Regions from separate parts of the Homo sapiens genome. Here region 1 is linked to region 2. A link is an interaction called in ENCODE POLR2A ChIA-PET data of the cell type or tissue named here. Cell type or tissue: Caco-2. All regions are shown on one strand.

The links. Peaks named below come from ENCODE experiments on the same cell type or tissue, not always from the same donor. Only the 100,000 strongest peaks of a DNase experiment are listed, where the experiment ranks them.
Region 1: POLR2A ChIA-PET joins it to region 2 with 7 read pairs; 3 of 35 experiments call an interaction of 5 or more read pairs at or near these places.

The regions. Positions count from the first base shown.
Region 1 is chr12:40,114,715-40,118,714 of GRCh38, reverse strand. No RefSeq gene overlaps it. Among named protein-coding and RNA genes, the nearest start is that of SLC2A13, 11 kb to the right of the region's middle. RefSeq lists an enhancer at 715-774. In Caco-2, no CTCF peak of the experiment used is centred here; no DNase peak of the experiment used is centred here.
Region 2 is chr12:39,390,324-39,394,323 of GRCh38, reverse strand. The region is part of intron 1 of KIF21A (kinesin family member 21A); the gene reads left to right. Among named protein-coding and RNA genes, the nearest start is that of KIF21A, 51 kb to the left of the region's middle. RefSeq lists an enhancer at 1-573. In Caco-2, no CTCF peak of the experiment used is centred here; a DNase peak (open chromatin) is centred at 1,933.

The DNA of each region.
Region 1 (4,000 bases), 720 kb before region 2:
GTAATGTTCTTTCACTGTGTTGAATGACCTCAGCTCCAACCTTAGGAAACAAGAAAAGGAACAGCAAATGATGTATTATCCTTCTTTTAATATATTGAATATATTGTTGGATTTCATTTGCTAACATTTTGTTTAGAATCTTTGTATCTATGTGCATAAGGAAAATGTTTTGTAGCTCTCTAGTAATTGTCTGGTTTTGGAATCAGGGTAATGCTGATCTCAGAATGTGTTGGGAAGTATTCCATACTCTTCAATTTTCTGAAAGAATGGGTATAGAATTACATTATTTCTTCCTTAAATGTTTGGTAGACTTTGCCAGTGAAGTTGACTGGGCTTGCAATTTGCCTCATGGGAAAGTTTTAAACTACAAATAGTTTCTTAATAGATATAAAGCTATTCAAATAATCTCTTTCTTTTTGAGTGAGCTTTGGTAATTTGTCTATTTCAAGGAGTACGTCTATTTCATAAATTTTTCCAGTATGAAATATTTATAATATTACCTTATGATCCTTTTAATACTTGTGGAATCTACAATAATGTAACATCTCTCATTCCTGATACTGATAATTTGTGGCTTCTGTCGTTTTTTCCTTATGAGTCTTGTGAGAGGATTATCAATTTTACTCATTTTTTCAACAACCAGCTTTTAGTTTCGATGACTGAAACTAAAACTATTGTCTCTGTCTTCCATTTCACTGATTCCCTCTTTGACTTCTCATCTTAAAATTTCATTTTCTCTTCCTTTTTTTGTTTTTTAAGAGTGAAGTTGAGGTCACTGACTTGAGGTGCTTTTTTGCTTCTGTTACAGATATTTAGCTTGTAGCTTCCCCTTAGCTCTGCTTTAGTAGATCGTACAAATATTGATCTATCATGTTTTCCTTTTCATTCAGTTCAGAAATACTTTCTAATCACTCCTTTAGCTCTTTCCTTAGCTCATGGTTAATTTAGAAGTGTGCTATTTAGTTTCTAAATATTTGGGAGCTGTTGGTTTGAATTGAATTCTACTATAGTCAGAGAATATACTTTGAATGTCTTAAATCGTAAATTTACTAAGATTAGTTGTAAAGTCCAAGATATGCTCTAACTTGGGTAAATGTTCTGTGTGTACTTGAAAGAAATGTGTATCTGCCACTGTTGGATGGAGTGTCAATTAGGTTAAGTTGGTTGATAGTGTTATTCAAATATTTTATATCCTTATTACATACTATTTTTTGTGTACTAGTTCTATCAATTATTGAGAAAGTATTAAAATCTCTGACTCTGTGATTTTTTTCTATTTTTATTTCATCACTATCATGCATTTGGAAGCTCTGTTTATTTATATTTAGATTATTTTACTTTATTATTTTTGAGTCAGGATCTCACTCTGCTGCCCAGGTTAGAGTGCAGTGGCACGATCATGGCTCACTGCAGCCTTGACCTCCCCAGGCTCAAGTGATCCCCCCACCTCAGCCTCTCAAGTAGCTGGGACTTCAGGTGCATGCCACCACACTTAGCTAATTTTTTGTATTTTTTTGTAGAGATGAGGTCTTGCCATGTTGCCCAGGCTGAAGCTCTGTTTTTAGATGTTTAACTTTTAGATTTATGTCCTCTTGTCGGAATGACCCCCTTTATCATTAAGAAATGGCCCTGGTAATATTGTTTGTTCAGAAATTGTATTTATCTGAATTAATATAACCATTCTAGCTTTCTTTCTTTTCCTTTTTTCTTTTTTATTTTTTTGAGACACGATCTGATGTAGTTTGGATATATGTTCCCATCCTAATCTCATATTGAATTATACTCTCCAGTATTGGAGGTGGGGCCTGTGGAAGGTGACTGGATCATGAGAGTGAATTTCTCATGAATGGTTTAGCACCATCCCTTTGATGTTGTCCTTGCAATACTGAGTGACTTCTCATGAGATCTGGCTGTTTAAAAGTGTGTGACAATTCACTTTTTCTTGCTGCTGCTTTCACCATGTGATGTGCCTGCTCCCCCTTTGCCTTCTGCCATGACTGTAAGCTTCCTGAGGCCTCACTAAGAGCAGATGCTGCTATGTTTTCTGTATAGCCTGCAGAACAATAAGCCAATTAAACCTCTTTCCTTTAAAAATTACCTGGCAATGCAAGAATGGCCTGATACGAGGTCTCACTCTGTTGCCAGGCTGAAGTGCTGTGGCATGGTCATAGCTCACTGTGACCTTAAACTACTGGGCTCAAGGGAAACCACTGCCTCAGCCTCCTGTGTAGCTTGGACTACAGGTGTGTGCCACCACGCCCAGAAGATTAAAAAAAATTTTTTTTGTAGCCACAAGGTCTTGCTATGTTGCCCAGGCTGGCCTCAAACTCCTGGCCTCAAGCAATTCTTATGCCTGGGACTCCCAAGGTGGGTTTATAGGCATGAGCCACCATGCCTGGGTTACCTTTTCTTTTCTTTTTTTTTTTTAAATAGTGTTAGCATGGTGTATCTTTGTATATACTTTTATATTCAATCTCTGATAAATAAATATATATAATATTTAATATATTAATTATATTTAAGGTTTGTTTCTTATAGGCAGGATATAGTTGAGTTTTGCAACTTAACTATTCAATTTTATCATCTTTGTCTTTTAATTGGTGTGCTTAGACTACTTATCTTCAATGTGATTATTGATATGGTTGGGCTGTTCTTCACTCCCCTTTTCCTCTTTATTTTCTTTTTCTGCCTTTAAAAGTTTGCTTTTTCTTTCATTTACTTCTTGTTGGCTTCTTTTACATTATTTTGATGCTTTTTTAAGGTATTAAAATATACATCTTTCATTTACTGATATCATACCACACTTCACATGTAGTATGAGAAAACTGCAAGTGTATATTTTCATTTCTGCCCTCCTGGCACTTGTACTATGGCTGTCATACACTTCGTAATGAATATACACACACACAATACATTATATTTATAGAATATAAATTATATAAAATGTATACTATATAATTTACATATGAAATCTTAGAACTTTTGCAAGGGCCAGAGATTCGGACTTGGAGGCTGTTTTCAAGTACATCTTAACTCTCCCATTGCTGCTGCAGTAGAGACCCTTCTGCTGCTGCTACCACTGGGAAAACATACCACAGCTAAAATGTGGACATGGGTACATCCCCACTACAACTGCTGCTGCTACCTCTTCAGGCTGTATGTCCCTCTGTCAGTCCCTACCACCCTCCCTATGATGTACCTTATGGATAGCCTTCCTCTTCATGTTACTCTCTTCCAATTAAAGCCTTGTGCAGATTTGTTGCTTGGCTGAGCCTGGGTCACATGCCTGCCCCTAACTCCAGAGAATGCTGGGAAAGTGAGCTTCTGGCTTCCTATTTTGGCAAGGCAATGTTCGTAATTCAGGCACTTCCCTAAACAGAGAAAAAGGGTCCAAATGTAGGAAGTGATCAAAAAGTATAATAAAAGTCTACTATCTATTGGGAGATAAAAAATATGTATAGATTTTATCCAAGCAGAAAACATAGTTTTAAAAATAAAGACACAAAGCAATTTTGCTACACACCTAAACTATAACAGAAACCTAAAGCTTTATTTTTTAATATCAGCAAAGGCTTTAAAATTATGGGAGTATATTAGTTGACTGCTTTCCCCTCCTCATTCACACTGTGAGTCTCTCATCCATCAGGATGATAATTGAAAGCTCAGTCTATACTTAGCCTGTAGGTCTGTGAGAAATAGCTGTGATTACTATGGGGCTCCTGCATGGAAATTTCATGGCAATTTTACAAAGCAAAGATCATACAGAAGAAATTGACTTTGCTTTTCTTGTCAGTGCACTATTACATTCTTATTTTCTTTCCAAATCACTCCCTGATGAATATCTGCCATCATTAGCCAGTGGCAATAACATATTTACTGAATTTTTCTATACTCTTCCAAACATCTCTTATAACAAATAAATAACTCAGAGAAAATAATGCAATTATCTTAACTCTTCAGCTCAGAAACACATTTCTTTTTTGTATTGCATTCTGAGGAA
Region 2 (4,000 bases):
AGATTTGGTTAATGAAAATGAAGTTTAAATTAGGTGAAATTCAACAGGTTTTCTGCTTCAAAACGGTAAATAGACAAAGACTGCAGCATTTGATGTGAAGATGACCTATGTATTGCATGCTCTGCAAGACTTTCAGAAGAATTGGCTTAGAAAAAGCGCTGCCTGGCTGCTGCAGAGCTTTGATTAGCATCTGAATGGAGGAATGAAAAAGAGATGAAACCAAGCATTCAAAATGAGGAGGACTAATGGATTTCCTGCAGATTGGTTTAGTAGTATAGATACTTGAGTTCCGGAATATGCCTGACCTGGTCTGGCTGACTACAACACTGAATCCAAGCTGCAATGCTTGTATTGCTATGCTGAGCTCAGCGTTCCAAGTTAAAAGCCCGCCTACTTCTATTTATATTTCCTTGTTCTTCATCAATAAAATTGGATGGTTTATTGTGAGGGTTAAATGACATTACATGAAATTACATGAAAACCCAGTTGTGATTTTCATGTTATTTCATGTCATGTTATTAACCTCAGTGCCAGGCACATTGTAAATGTCCAACCTGTATTAGTTCCCTTTCTCCTCACTCCACTGCAAGCACAGAAATAGTTAAAAATTTATTCTTTTTCTCTTAATACTTTTGGGAAAGCATTAAAAAATTGCCTCAGTTAGTTTAATACTGACTATCTTAGGCTGGGTTTCCTAGACAACTGTGCCTAGAAGCTTGTGCTCTACCAAGTGGGGAAATAACAGTGTAACAGAAGTGAGGGAAAAATGAAGCAAGGCAGAGAAGACGGAATGGCAAATACAAGGTGACACATAATGGAGTTGCGAACACAGCCAAGTCACCAGGGGTGTCTCTGGACAACCCATATGGAAACACTCATTTGGGATTAGTCCATTGGAGGGAGGAAAGGGAAATAATTTATCTGTGCCTTTTTCTTATCTCTTGCCTTCTATTGGTTAGCATTTGCCTCCTGCCCTGCTGGGTTCTGCTACTCATTCCAGAAGCTACTGGGAAGCCAGATCCTGCAACCCCATGGAGCAGCCTTCATTTGTGTCTAGAAATGGTGGGAAGTGCAAGGGCTTTTGTGAGTCTAGTCAGACCAAGTCTGGTGCCATACTGCTGCAGGTCTTGCACAGTGCCAGGAGCTCAGCCCTCCCTCCAGGCGAGGCTGAGACAGCTGACAAGGTTAGGAGGTGATGCAGGTAGGGCTGAAGGATCTTCAGAAGACCAAAAACTGGGTTCCCTACACAGCAATTTCCTTAGAATGCTATTTATTTCAGAAACATTTTCTTTTAAAATGTGGATCCTTGTTTTATGTAAACATCTAGTATGGCTCATTTATAGTATATATTTTCCCACAATCTGAATTTTATTTTATTGTCTTTATTTTATTTTATTACCTTTTTATTTTATTTTATTATCTTTTTATTTTATTGTCTTTTTCTTTTAAAATTTCTTTTAAAATGTTGATCTTTTTTATGTAAACATCTAGTATGGCTCATTAATAGTACATATTTTCCCACAATCTGAATTTTATTTTATTGTCTTACCAGTGACAGCCAGTGTAACACATGGTGCTGAATTCTCTCAGCACTTGAACATATGAGTGCACAGTGCTGCAAATGCTCTCAACCAACAAGAGCACCAACTACCTCCTTGTCCTGAACTGAAGAAGTTTTTCTAACTTGCATGCACTTCACTTTGGCCTTTGCATTTATTTTACTGCCATTTATTTCACTTTCTGGCAAACATAAGTGGTTGACAAAGGGTGTGCAAGAGCTGGGTATGCCACAAAGAAACAAAGGAATGACCACTGGATTATAAAAGAAAATGTTCTTGTGAAAGCTCCTTCAAGGAAATGCTGAGCAAACAGAGTAATCTCCCTTATGTGCAGCAAAAAGCACCACACACATCACTGCAGCCTGGTAGGACTGGCTGGTGGTTATACAAACAGGGGTTGGGAGAATGATGGTTGAGGCATGCTGTGGCTGCAGGCAGTGTGAAGAGCCAGACATATATTTATGTCACAATCTTCTTGTCACTCTTTCTTTCATTCTTCATGTCACACTCTTCTTGTCACTCTTTCATGAAAAGCCAGGCAGCACTTTTTCTAAGCTCTGTTAATTAGCTCTAACTAATGTTGCTCTCTCTTCGCTGGAAATATCCTTTTAATCCCCAGGTCCTGCTGATTTTTCCTTCCACATTTACTGTGTCTTATCCCCTGACTTGTGCTTTTGTGATTATTTCCATCTTTATCAATCGCTTCTTTTAAAAAATTGCAGTTTAAGGCTGGGTGCGGTGGCTCATTCCTGTAATCCCAGCACTTTGGGAGGCTGAGGTGGGTGGATCATGAGGTCAGGAGTTCAAGACCAGCTTGGCCGAGATGGTGAAACCCCGTCTCTACTAAAAATACAAAAAATTAGCCGGGTGTAATGGCAGGTGCCTGTAATCCCAGCTACTCAGGAGGCTGGGGCAGAAAATTGCTTGAACCCGGGAGGCAGAGGTTGCAGTGAGCCGAGATTATGCCACTGCACTCCAGCCTGGGTGACAGAGCAAGACTCCATCTCAACAACAACAACAACAACAACAACGAAAATTGCAGTCTTTAGCATTTGATTTAGCTTTTACTTCATACACTATTGTAGATTTAATATATGTGATTACATATACATAGGTATGATAGAGTTGTTTCTCCAAGTAGATTATAACTCTTTGGAACCAAATTCTTTTTTATATTTTTATTTTTTATATTTGAGACAGGGTCTTCCTATGTTGCCCAGGTTGGTCTCAAACTCCTGGGCTGAGGCGATTCTTCCATCTTGGCCTCCCAAAGTTCTGGGATTACAGACGTGAGCCACCATGCCCAGCTGTGAACCAAATGTCTTAAACCTCCTCTGTATACACCACTAAATTTAGTTCAGGATGCATAGGGAGCACACTATAAAACCCATTTAGATAGATAGTATCGCTTGTCAACTGAACTGTAGCTATCTGAACTCAGGAAGTGAAAAAAAAAATTTTTTTTATTGAATCCTTCAGTATCCAAACTTGCTATTTGCTACCTAAAACTTAAGAACCAAATGGATTTGGAATTTCTTGCTATTAGAGCTTGTTATTGAAACTCTATCTAAGCTCAGGAACCAAATAGATTTGCACAGCACAGGATACTCGTCTTTCCAGATTTATGTTGTGTTTCAGTGATGGAATCAGTATGTGTTACACTGAGACTCTAGCTATGGCTCCTTCTATCCTGACTTCAGTATAATAATTACACTCAATTATTTTAATCATAATTACTCAAGTATAATAATCATACTGTTACCACTATTGTGAGGGCTGTGGCTAGGCAGGAAGTGTGACCTAGAGAATACTCACAGGGTTTGGAATAAGACATGCATTGGCTTGAATTCTGGCTCTCTCTGGCACTTAACTGTCTATGTTTTACTTTTGTCACATGTCAACTTGTAAAATTAATACCTACTTCTTAGGATTATTGTACTGAATAAAAATAATGCATATAAAATGACTGGCATATATGGTAGGCACTTGTTGAATGACATATATTGTTGTTTTTTTCCAATAGTGCTATTAATCATCTCTTTCAATTCTGACAAATATATATATATTTTTTTCCTTCTTTAAAGCAATCAGTCAAGTAGTTTTTGTTGAATATCTTTTGTAGGTTATACATTACAGTGTATATATGACTTTATATAGAATACTCTTTTTAATATAGTTTGGTATAACATAAATGAAGTTTATCCCACAATGTTGTGGTGGAGCAAGGTTTAGATCTTAGGTTTTCATTGTTTTTAATTTTTTTCTTTTTTTTAATAAACTTTAGTCTCCTAAATAAAGACTACCTTCAAGGAAATAAAATCTAACATCCAGTAATCCTGTTTGTCTCTACTTTTCCTCGTAAACTTGAATCATTCACCTCTTATTAGCATAAATTGAGTGCTATTGTCTTTTTAAACCAGAATTTTCTCCTTCCATTAAAA